Linked DNA regions of Homo sapiens: region 1 is linked to region 2. A link is a contact called in ENCODE Hi-C or POLR2A ChIA-PET data. All regions are on one chromosome and are shown on one strand. Each heading gives the region's core, a stretch centred on a gene start or an enhancer-like site at or near the end of the contact. The rest is flanking DNA. Distances are from core to core; before and after follow the strand shown. Region 1 overlaps ZBTB46 (zinc finger and BTB domain containing 46). Region 2 holds the start of FNDC11 (fibronectin type III domain containing 11).

Evidence for each region. A loop is a pair of places that touch in the nucleus more often than their neighbours do. ChIA-PET counts read pairs that join two places held with the same protein, here RNA polymerase II (POLR2A). Pooled maps may share reads with other maps.
Region 1: a loop to region 2 is called in a pooled map, with 4 times the contacts of the local background. The contact joins the enhancer-like site here to the promoter of FNDC11 in region 2. A Hi-C loop is called at or near these places in 1 of 168 maps with a recorded cell type or tissue (right cardiac atrium), 1 of 37 single-sample maps with no recorded cell type and 4 of 50 pooled maps. POLR2A ChIA-PET finds 5 or more read pairs at or near these places in 3 of 52 experiments (BJ, CD4-positive, alpha-beta T cell and CD4-positive, alpha-beta memory T cell).

The regions. Positions count from the first base shown.
Region 1 is chr20:63,750,192-63,755,670 of GRCh38, forward strand. It overlaps ZBTB46 (zinc finger and BTB domain containing 46), which reads right to left. Exons shown (of 5, transcript NM_001369741.1): 4 at 2,495-2,670. Among named protein-coding and RNA genes, the nearest start is that of ZBTB46-AS2, 9.1 kb to the left of the region's middle. RefSeq lists enhancers at 1,600-2,550, 2,551-3,502, 3,503-4,452. Within about 2 kb of position 1,365, at least 4 of the 41 ENCODE cell types and tissues checked have a DNase peak (open chromatin) inside an H3K27ac peak, as active enhancers do; they include CD4-positive, alpha-beta T cell, where a contact is called at or near this core.
Region 2 is chr20:63,550,829-63,556,872 of GRCh38, forward strand. It overlaps FNDC11 (fibronectin type III domain containing 11), which reads left to right and starts at 3,331. Exons shown (of 2, transcript NM_001319152.2): 1 at 3,331-3,378; 2 at 4,826-5,867. The coding sequence starts at 4,836. The coding sequence ends at 5,792. RefSeq lists enhancers at 2,143-2,232, 2,528-2,822 and silencers at 2,513-2,572, 2,593-2,742, 2,763-2,902, 3,173-3,422.

The DNA.
Region 1 (5,479 bases), core at 115-2,614, 200 kb after region 2:
AAGGCCACACACAGAGCCTCTCCTCAGAAAAAGTCAAGCCCCATATGCTTGCTTGTGTTTGTTGTTCTTTAGAGACAGGGTCTCACTCTGTTGCCCAGGCTGGAGTGCAGTGGTGCAATCACAGCTCACTGCAGCCTGGACCTCACTGGGCTCAGGTGATCGTCCTGCCTCAGCCTCTCAAGTAGCTGGGACCACACTTGGCTAACTTTTTTTTTTTTTTAATTTTTTGTAGAGACAGAGTCTCGCAATTTTGCCCAGGCTGGTCTCAAACTCCTGGCCTCAAGCTATTCTCCTGCCCCAGCCTCCCGAAGTGCTAGGATTACAGGCATGTGCCACCACACTTGGCTTTCCATATGTTATAAGTACATTTTCCAGGGAATTATGACCCCCTGAAGCCCAATCATGAACCCCAGGACAAAAATCCCAGCCCTGGTCGGACACAGTGGCTCACACCTGTAATCCCAGCACTTTGGGAAGCAGAGGCAAGTGGCTCACTTGAGGCCAGGAGTTCGGGACTAGCCTGGGCAACACAGCGAAATCCCATCACCACAAAACGCAAAAATTAGCTGAGCATGTTGGTGCACACCTGTAGTCCCAGCTACTTGGGAGGCTGAGGTGGGAGGATCGCTTGAGCCCGGGAGGTCAAAGTTGTAGTGAGCTGTGTCACGCCACTGCACTCCAGCCTGGGTAACACAGTGAAACCCTGTCTCAAAAAAAAAACAAAAAAACAAACCCTAACCCTATCCAACGAGAAGGAACAGGCAGCCACACTGAACCTCAAACAGGATCAAAACGTTTACTGAGAGGTTAATACGGATTTGCTGAAGAAAGACGTTGCAATCCATGTTGTTAAAACGTGTTAGCACCTATCAGTTTAAAAAACAAGATGCGATTTTCTCTGAATAGGAAACATGTCGGCCTGGTGCAGCTACCCCTCCCCCCGCCCCCGCGGCTTTTTATAAGTGGTTTGTAAGATCAGCCCTGTGGCCTGTGTGAACAGAAGCACATCCTCCGCTACGGAAAACAAGGCTGGGGCCCCGGCGGCTCCGCGTGGATGTGGGTCTGCTTCTGGCCTTGCAGACCTGCCATCTCGTGGTCCAGGGGCCCCCTCCCAGGACTGTTCCTTCTCTACTGTCCTCCACCTCGCAAAGGCAAATGTGGGGGCATCAGGGAAGGCCAGAGCCCAGCACTAAGCCCCGCTCCATATCCACTCCAGCACACATCCCAGGCGGCATCCGAGGGCCTGGAGTGGCCCTTCGCCCACAGCCGGCCAGGCAAACACGGGGAGGCCAGGGCCCTGCACCCCTCTAGCTCTGCAGCTTGACCTCAGGGAGCTCCCACAGGGGTCGTTACCCCAAATGGGTATCCACCACTGCACTGGAAAAGCAGCAACCAACAGAACCTGACCTCTGGCGCTCGGTTCCGCCCCCCAGTGGGTCTCCCCATAAAGCCCCGCCCCCCGGTGGGTCTCCCCATGAAGCCCCGCCCCCCGGTGGGTCTCCCCATAAAGCCCCGCCCCCCGGTGGGTCGCACCATGAAGCCCCGCCCCCCGGTGGGTCTCCCATGAAGCCCCGCCCCCCGGTGGGTCTCCCCATGAAGCCCCGCCCCCGGTGGGTCTCCCCATGAAGCCCCGCCCCCCGGTGGGTCTCCCATGAAGCCCCGCCCCCCGGTGGGTCTCCCGGTGGAGCTCGGCTCCTGCAGGTCCGCTCCGGAACCTGCTGACTCTCCTGCGATTCCTAAACTGGCAGCGATGCTCCAGAGCCTCTTCCGCCCCGACAGCAGCCCCACCTCTGCCCGGAGCCCGGGGCGCCTCCACTGCCTCTCCTCACACAGCTGCCCGCCGCGAGCTCCCCCTGCACCCTGCGCCTCGGGGTGGGCGTTCCAGGACTCCCCGAACCCTTGGGGCCGCCCCGCTCTGGGCTGCCTGTGCCCCACCCGCCTCACTGGTTGATCTCACCCACTTGAGATGCCCTCGCCAGGCCTTTTTTGGCAAATCTGCCTCCCTGTTCCCAGGCTGCCTTTTTCTATTATTTCCTCCCCAAGCAAATCCATCCACTCCACACCTGCTACCTGACAACGACCTGCCAGTGCTGAGCTCCAGGGTGGGCGCGGTGGGTGCAGACAGGTCGGCAGGCACAAGGACAGGGTTCTCCCTCCCGAGGCAGGGCGGGGGCGGGGGGGCGCAGAGGTGGCTGAGGGTTGGGGGCTCCAAGCAGAGCGAGCTGAGTTTGCCGAGGCCTGGCTGCCTTGGCGGCCAGCAGGTGAGCAGGGTGGGCCGAAGCCTCTGCAGGGGCCATGTGGCCCAGCCACACCCAGGAGGCCGGGGCAGAGCAGACAGGGGCCCGGGGCGGATCTCCCTGCCCTGCTGTCGTCCCCCCTGTGCAGAGTGGACCCGGTGTGGGGTCCGGGGCGGTCTGCGCCCTCATCAGGACCCGCCTGCCCGGACATCGTGGCCACGCGCAGCGCGCGGCACGCGGACCCTCCCCGCACTCACCAGCGTGTGGCGCTTCATGTGCTCGCGCCGCGTGAACTTCTTCCCGCAGATCTCGCAGGGGTAGGGCCGCTCTCCCGTGTGCGAGCGCATGTGTCGCTTGAGGATGCACTGGTGCATGGCCGAGAAGCTGCAGTACGGACACTTGAACTTCTTCCTGATCACCGTGAACTCATTCACTGAAAGAGAGGGACCCGCGAGGCGTCAGCAGGGCTTGGGATGTACCGCCCTGCGGCCCACAGACCACGGCTGCACGCCGCAGCCCAGCAGCCAGGACGGGCTGTCTCCCACGGCCACCCACTGGGGGCTGGTCAGCACTGCGACAGGCCAGGCTCCCCCACCATCTGCATAAATTGTCCCACCCACTGTCTGGCAGGGGCGGTGCCAGCAAGGCTGAGCCCCAGGGAGCTCAGGAGCCCCAGCTCTCAGGAGATCTTTCCATCCAGGCCAAAGGCAGGAGGCAAGGGGTAAGAACGGCCAATGCTGAACACAGTGCCCGGTCCCTGCAGGACCCTCCTTCCAGCCCTCAGACCCCACTGGGCATGTGTGGGTAGCAGGCCCTGGGCGTGGTGTCCGATCAGACGCCTCCCTGGAGGCAGAGAAGAAACAAACACTGTGGAGTAATACGGACCCAAAAGTGTGCAGGCGAAATGGGAGATGTGGGTGCAACTCAAAGTCCTGGGCTCTTCTTGCTGGACGCCGGAGAAGCAGCCAGACCCATTTAATCAAGTTCTTTTCCCCCAACCCTGAGACCCAACGTCACTCAGTGGCAGGAACTCCACACCACCATCTCCATGGTGCGTGCCCTGGGGCCAGGCTCAAAAACCTGGGGGACCCTCAGCACGCCCAGTGCCGTTATGCTACTCAGGCCCAGATACCAGCACGTCAGACCTGGGCATGGGCCACTGAGAGAGCCCGGAGCAGCCACGTCCACGGGACCCTACGGGAGACCCACCTGAAGCCCGGTGCACGCATGTGCCGAGGGCTGCTCACCCTGGGATTACCATGTACTTGCTGCTGTGCAGGACATCTTCCCCTCTGCATACTGTGACCACCTTTCAGTGCTGGGATTTTTAACTACACAGCTTTTGGATGTCTGAACACATCATAATTAATTAAACAGGCACTACTGCTGAACACGTTTCTGTGTTTTCACCCTTGTGGACCCTTCAGTGAGGCTCCTACAGATGGGTCTTTGCAGCCCTCTGCCACCTCCTGAAGATAAATTCTGACAAGTGGGATAAGCACCTGCCCTCCTGACCAGCAGTCCCCACTTGCCCTGCAGGGAGGGTCTACTGAGGCTCTGGGGGCTCCAGTGGACAGGCACACCCCCATGACAAGGATCTCCCAAAAGGCAGCTCTAACAGGAAACTCAGCATCTGCCAGGAGCGCTCATTTTGTGAGACTGGAGCATGTCTGTGTGGCCAAGACACAGAAAACCCCGGAGGCCCCGCCTGGCACGGCAGCACCTCTGACCAGCTGGCTGTGTTCGGACGCATGTCCCCGCCGCACATCCCCCGAGTGGCTCCTGACGAGGAAATCCCAAGCTCTTCCTGGCCTGTCCTCTGTCAGCCACACTGTGCCCCTGGCTCTCCTCCGTGAGTCAGTAACAAGAGACTTCTCCTTACCGCCACCGTCCCCCAGGCCACCCTTCTCACCCTGACAGCGCCTGGTTCTCGCATTATCACACCCAACAGAGCAAACGCTCCACACATTCTAGGCTAGAAAAGGAGAGCAAGGAAATGAGTTTTTCTATTAGTTTATTTAAAACAGCATTTTTTTTCTCTTTTTTTAAACAAGATGAGGTCTCGCCATGTTGCCCAGGCTGGTCTTGAACTCCTGGGCTCAAGCGATCCTCCCGCCTTGGCCTCCAAAAGTGATGGGGATTATAGGTGTGAGCCACTGTGCCTGGCCCAAAACAACTTTTTTTTTTTTTAGACGGAGTCTCACTCTGTCACCCAGGCTGGAGTGCAGTGGCTCGATCTCAGCTCACTGCAAGCTCTGCCTCCCGGGTTCACATCATTCTCCTGCCTCAGCCTCCCGAGTAGCTGGGACTACAGGCGCCCGCCACCACACCCAGCTAATTTTTTGTATTTTTAGTAGAGACGGGGTTTCACCGTGTTAGCCAGGATGGTCTCGATCTCCTGACCTCGTGATCCGCCCGCCTCGGCCTCTCAAAGTTATGGGATTACAGGCGTGAGCCACCGCGCCTGGCCAAAACTCTTTTGAGAATATATTCATTCATGGTTTCTACTCTTCCTATATAAACATGAAAATTAAAATTTTGAATTATATATTTTAGCCATTTTTATTTAATTCAGACCTACATGTTAAATATTTATCTCTGTATAGAAACCCTGTATTTTTTTACCTAGAAAAACAACTTAGAATGGACATGAGCAGGACTCAGCGTTAATAACCCCGTGAGAATAAACGCCACGGACCCAGGGCAGAGCCGCAGCTGCGGACGGTCCCCTCACCACCTGCATGTGCTGAAGCTGCCTGCGATGCACTTCGGCTTCTTCTTAATGCTCTGTTTTCCGGTCACTACCATAACACAGCACCACAAAGCGTGAGGCTCAGAACAGCCCGGTCCACTCTCTTGCAGTTCTGGAGGCCAAAGGTCAGAGATCAAGGCATCAGCACGGGCTGGCTCTCTCCAGTAGCTCCGGGGAGGGTCCCTCCGGCCTCTTCAGCTCCTAGTAGCTCCAGCTGCCCCTTGGCTTGTGACCGCATCGCTCCAGTCTCTGCCACCATCTGTGTGGCCTTTTCTCTGTCTGTGTCTCTTCCTCTTCTCTTAGAAGGACACTTGTGATTGGACTTAGGACCCATCTGGACAATGCAGGAGGACCTCATTTTGAGATCCTTTATCACATCTGCAAGACCTTTTTCCAAAGAGTCACATCCACAAGCTCTGAGGATCAGGACGGAGTGTTCACTGCTCAACCCACGACATTTGACTGACAGTACTGTGATCATTGAGGGAAT
Region 2 (6,044 bases), core at 2,081-4,580:
CCTGTGCCTCAGTTTCCCCATCTGTAAGAGCACTGAGCTTACAATGGCAGTGAGGACACAGACCAGGGGGATGGGGTGCAGGGCCCTTCCTGGTGTTCAGATGGAGGCTTGTGGCAGGAGCTCTGCCACATCAGGCCACCCCCCATCCGGGTTTATGTGTCTGGAGGGCACAGCTCTGAGGGTCTCAGTGGTCAGCGTGCATTCTCTCCCCCAAGACTGGCCCCACTACCCCCAGGCTTCACCATCCTCAGGGCCCAGGGAAGAGAGCTTGTCCCCACCAGGGACAACAGATCCAAAGTGTTCACTGCCCGTGCCCTGGTGGCCACAAACAGGGTTGAGCAAGACTGAGCACAAACTGGCCCCTGGTGCCCAGCAGTGAACAGGAGTGACTGTTGACCCTGCACAGAGGGGACTATGCTGAGCGCAAGAAGCCAGTCCCAAGGCTGCATACTGAAAGCCTGCACTGATAGGACATTCTTGAAATGACCAGACAGAGCCGGAGAGATGAGTGGTTGCAGGGCTAGGGAGAGGTGGGAGGGAGCAGCGTGGCTGTAAAGAACATGTCAGGGTCCCGTGGGGGTGGCACTGCCTTGCGTCTGTATCGACGTCAAGGTCCTGGCGTGATTCTGCACTGCAGTCCTGCAAGATGCTACCACTGGGGATGCTGGATAGAGGGTAACGGGACCTCTGTGTTACTTCTTACAACTGCAGATGAATCTATACTTATCTTAAAAGTAAAAGTTTAACTTTATTATTATTATTATTATTTTCGAGACAGGCCTCTGTCTTATTGCACCCAGGCTGGAGTGCAGTGGCACAATCTCGGCTCACTGCAACCTCCACCTCCTGGGTTCAAGCGATTCTCCTGCCTCAGCCTCCTGAGTAGCTGGGACTACAGGCGCCCACCACCACGTCCAGCTAATTTTTTTTTTTTTTTTGAGACAGAGTCTCGCTCTGTCGCCCAGGCTGGAGTGCAGTGGCGTGATCTCGGCTCACTGCAAGCTCCACCTTCCAGGTTCACGCCATTCTCCTGCCTCAGTCTCCCGAGTAGCTGGGACTACAGGCGCCTGCCACCACTCCCAGCTAGTGTTTTGTATTTTTAGTAGAGACGGGGTTTCACCATGGTCTCGATCACGTCCAGCTAATTTTTGTATTGTTAGTAGAGACTGGGTCTTACTATGTTGGCCAGGCTGGTCTTGAACTCCTGACCTCAGGTGATCTGCTTGCCTCAGCCTCCCGAAGTGCTGGGATTATAGGCGTGAGCCACTGCGCCCAGCCATTATTATTCTTTTTAGAGACACAGGGTCTCCCTCTGTCACCCAGGCTGGAGTGCAGTGGCACCATCTTGGCTCACTGCAGCCTCATCCTCCCAGGCTCAGGTGATCCTCCGGCCTCAGCTTTCCAAGTAGCTGAGACCACAGGTGCACACCACCACACCCAGCTAATTTTTCAAATTATTTGTAGAGACAGGGGTCTCCCTGTGTTGCCGAGGCTGGTCTCAAACTTCTGGCCTCAAGGGATCCTCTCACCTTGGCCTCTCAAAGTGCTGAGGTTATGGGCCTGCGCCACCGAGCCTGGCCAAAAGTTTAACTTTAAAAAATTAGATTAGAAATCAGAAATTGAAAGAAAGGGGGTAGGGTGGAGCCCAGGAGAGGGGAGACATCCAGGACCTGCCTGGCCCCAAAAGAGAAGGGGAGGCTGCTCTGCCCCCACCCCGCTTCTCCGTCAGTGGGCTGCAGGGCCGGGGGTAAGGGGTCTAACTCCTACTGCTTCCCAACCCTCCGCGTCAGACAGCACCCCCTTCTCCAAACAACCCCGGCTTTGTCCCCTGGAGCCCTAAATAACAATAACAATAGCTGGCATTTATTGAGTTCCAGCCCAGGCAGGGAGGGCAGGGCAGAAACAGCACCCAACAGGACTGGGTGCAAGGCTCACACCTGTAATCCGGAAGGATCAGAAAGACCCAGGTGGGAGGATCACTTGAGCCCCGGGGGTGAAGACTGCCGCATGGGTGACAGAGCAAGACGCTATCTCAAAAAAAAAACCACCCACATCCACCCACTTCCTGCCAGGCCTAACCCCTGGGGCCTCCATGCACCAAGGGAAAGCTCTTCCAGGGTGGGGTCACCGGGAGGAGGGGGGAGGCTCAAGTTACAGAACAGCCTGGTAGGGGCTCAAAGACGCCCATCCTGGAAGAGGCCCCAGCACTGACCTCCGTGGGGGTGGAGATGAGGAGGATGGAAAGGGTGTCTTCCTCCAGCATCTTCCTGAAGGTGAAGGAGGGGCACCTTGGGGTGTCTAAGATTGTGACCCCAGGAGACCCCCAGCTAGCTGGGGTGTGCTGTGGGGGAACGGGGGGATCCCAGAGGCCCTGAGCCCAACTGAACAGATACAGACGGGACCAGATGGCCTCAGAGCTCCCCTGCGGGGCTCCCTGGAGCTATGGAGACCCCATTTATCCAGAGTCAGGTCGGTGCCTGAGCTTGGGCAGCCCCAGGTGGAAGGAGCCCATGGTGGGAGGAGCCTGTAGTGGGAGGAGCCTGTAGTGGGAGGAGCCTATGATGGGAGGGGCCGTGGTGGGGGGAGCCCGCGGTGGGAGGAGCCTGCGCTGGGAGGAGCCTGTGGTGGGAAGACCCTGTGGTGGGAGGGGCCGTAGTAGGGGAGCCCGCGGTGGGAGGAGCCTGCTCTGGGAGGAGCCTGTGGTGGGAGGGGCCGTGGTGGGGGGAGCCCGCGGTGGGAGGAGCCTATGATGGGAGGGGCCGTTGCGGGGGAGGGGGGAGCCCATGGTGGGAGGAGCCTGTGGTTGAGGAGCCTGCGGTGGGGGGAGCCTGCGGTGGGAGGAGCCTGTAATGGGTGGCATCTGTAATGGGCGGGGCCTTGCTGGGCAGAGCCCGCGGCGGGGGAAGCCGCCCCTCTCCTCTGTCCAGGCGCTGGGTGGTCCATCCGCCTGGTCACCGGCCACTGCCTCTCTCCCAAATTCCTCCGAGGGATTCCCGAGGAGTGCGCTCGGACTGGGGGGTTGAGCAGGAACTCCCTCCCAGTCACCCGAGGCTCCTGCGCCCCGCCCGAAGCCGGGGGTGCGTGGGGAGTGGTGCGCCCGCGGAAGGGCTCCGGGACGGGAACCCCCCTTGGAGCCTGGCTCTTGGACCAGCCACCCGCCGTGGCCCCTCAGTCGGGGACGCGGGCCCCCAGAAGTCTGGGGCTCTCCAGGAAGCGAAGCGGATGGAAGATTACTCGGCTCGGGGTCCCGGGTCCCCACCCCCGCCCCGCCCCCGGGCCGCAGCGTCACAAAGGCCGCTGGTCCCCAGGGCAACCCGCGGAGTGCGGAGGGAGGCTGGGCTCTGGGAAGTCCGCGCGCGGCTCCGCTTCAGAGGCAGGGCAAGTGGGCGCGGTCCTGGGGCGGCGGCGGGGGCCGGGAGAGGAGGGCTGGGGGTCTCGAGAAGGTAAGGGGCAGGCAGAGCGGCCGGGGAGGTGGGCCCGGGCCAGGGGAGCCAAGGGGAGTGTGGTGGAGGGGGTAGAGTGCGGGCACCTGGTGGTCTCAGGGAAGCGGGCCTGGGACCGGGGCGTGTAGGAAGCAGCGAGGGGCTCAGAACCACCTTTCCGGGTTCACGACCAGCCTCTCTGGGTGTTCCACCTGGGCAGCTGCTGGAGACTAGAAAACATCCCTCACACGTCACAGAGGCACGGTTTCCCTCCAGCGGTGAAATCCGCCCCAGCCTCCAGCAAGAGCAGGGCTTAGGCCTGGGGTCCTGGGGTCCTGCTCTCAGCTGGCACCTCACCCCAGACACACTCCCTGCTGCCCCCAGGGGCCTGTTCTCGAGGGATTCCCGAGGAGTGCGCTCGTGAAGTCATATCTGCCTCACGCCCAAAAGGGCAACCCTTCCCGGGCAGATATGACTTCACCACGTACCTGTGTGGCCCTGGGGAACTCAGCAACTGCTTAGCTCTCATTTGTGGGTCGTCCAAGGCCCAAGTGGCTGTGACAACCTGAGATCTCCAGGGTTGCTGGGAGCCGGGGCAGCAACCAGGGGTGCGGCTTGCTCTCCAGGGAGCTGCGGCAGAGCCTGGGGCCACAGCTGCACTCAGCCGGTGCACCCACGGACAGAGGGTCAGACTCGGCTCAGCACTGGGCTCAAGCCCTGGATGAGAACAAGAACCAAGCTTCTTAGCCTCAGGCTCCATCTGGGAAATGGAGTGTCACTTGTGGAGTCCATGAGCTCACCAGGGACAGGATCCCGGGTCCACAGCGAGGGCCCACAGCGTGGGAGGAGGGCTGCTCCTCCGGGCCCAGGCCTGGGCGCCCTCCTCCCATGCTGACCAGCCAGCTGGCCTCGTCTTTGGTGAGGCCTGTCTCTGTGCCCTACAACTGCGGTGAGGCGTGGAGCGTCCCCAGGGAGAACCGGAGCGGGAGGATGGCCCGCGAATGTCCCCGAGGGGGATCCTGTGCTGCTTAGGACCACGCCGTCCCCTCTCCACGGCCCCGAGGGGTGCCAGCAACCCCTTTCAGCAGCAGGGTTAGGAACTGGGGCCCTTGCAAGGCCACAGGTCAGGCGGTTCTGGCCAGAAGTCCGCAGTCCTAGTTCTTCCCTGTCCTGTCCCACAGGCCACTGGTTGTCAGTAGAGGTTTTTGCCCCTCAGTATAAACTGTGTCCAGATCTGTAGGCTGCCCATCCAGCCCTCCAGGCAGCCTCTTCCCATCGAGTTGTGCCCCCGAAGAAGGACAGAGGTCCAGCATGGGGTCAGTGGGCTGAATCCATCCCCCGAACATGCCACAGCCCAGGGGAGGCCAGCCTGCCTGGCAGCTGACACCCAGCCCTCCCCCCAGCTCCCGGATAATGAGCACCCATGTGGCAGGCCTGGGCCTGGACAAGATGAAGCTGGGCAATCCCCAGTCCTTCCTGGACCAGGAGGAGGCAGATGACCAGCAGCTGCTGGAACCAGAGGCGTGGAAGACCTACACCGAGCGCCGCAATGCCCTGCGTGAGTTCCTGACCTCGGACCTGAGTCCGCACCTGCTCAAGCGCCACCACGCCCGCATGCAGCTGCTGCGTAAGTGCTCCTACTACATCGAGGTCCTGCCCAAGCACCTGGCCCTGGGCGACCAGAACCCGCTGGTGCTGCCTAGCGCCTTGTTCCAGCTCATCGACCCCTGGAAGTTCCAGCGCATGAAGAAGGTGGGCACAGCTCAGACCAAGATCCAGCTCCTGCTGCTCGGGGACCTGTTGGAACAGCTCGACCATGGCCGTGCTGAGCTGGATGCCCTGCTCCGGTCGCCAGACCCACGGCCCTTCCTGGCCGACTGGGCGCTGGTGGAGCGGCGGCTGGCGGACGTGTCGGCCGTCATGGACAGCTTCCTGACCATGATGGTGCCGGGGCGGCTACACGTCAAGCACCGCCTGGTGTCTGATGTCAGTGCCACCAAGATCCCGCACATCTGGCTCATGCTGAGCACCAAGATGCCTGTCGTGTTTGACCGAAAGGCGTCGGCGGCTCACCAGGACTGGGCCCGGCTGCGCTGGTTCGTCACCATCCAGCCAGCCACATCGGAGCAGTATGAGTTGCGCTTCAGGCTGCTGGACCCGCGGACACAGCAGGAGTGCGCCCAGTGTGGCGTCATCCCCGTGGCTGCCTGCACCTTCGACGTCCGAAACCTGCTGCCCAACCGATCCTATAAGTTCACCATCAAGAGGGCCGAGACCTCCACGCTGGTGTACGAGCCCTGGAGGGACAGCCTCACCCTGCACACCAAGCCGGAGCCCCTGGAGGGGCCCGCCCTCAGCCACTCTGTCTGAGAGATGATTTTCTAATATTTATCCACTAATAAAGAAGAGTGTAAATGCACATATGGAATTAAAGAAGCAAACCTATTTATGTTTTAAAGGCAGCAGCCACCAGTGTTTTTCCTGGCTCAAAACATGCCAAGCCCCAGGCCTTCTGCTCCTGCTCTTTCCCAGGGGGAGCCACAGGCCGGACCTCCCAAGACAGCTGAGCCTGGAGCAAGAAGTACCAGCCCCTGACACCTACGGGTCCAACGACGACGACAA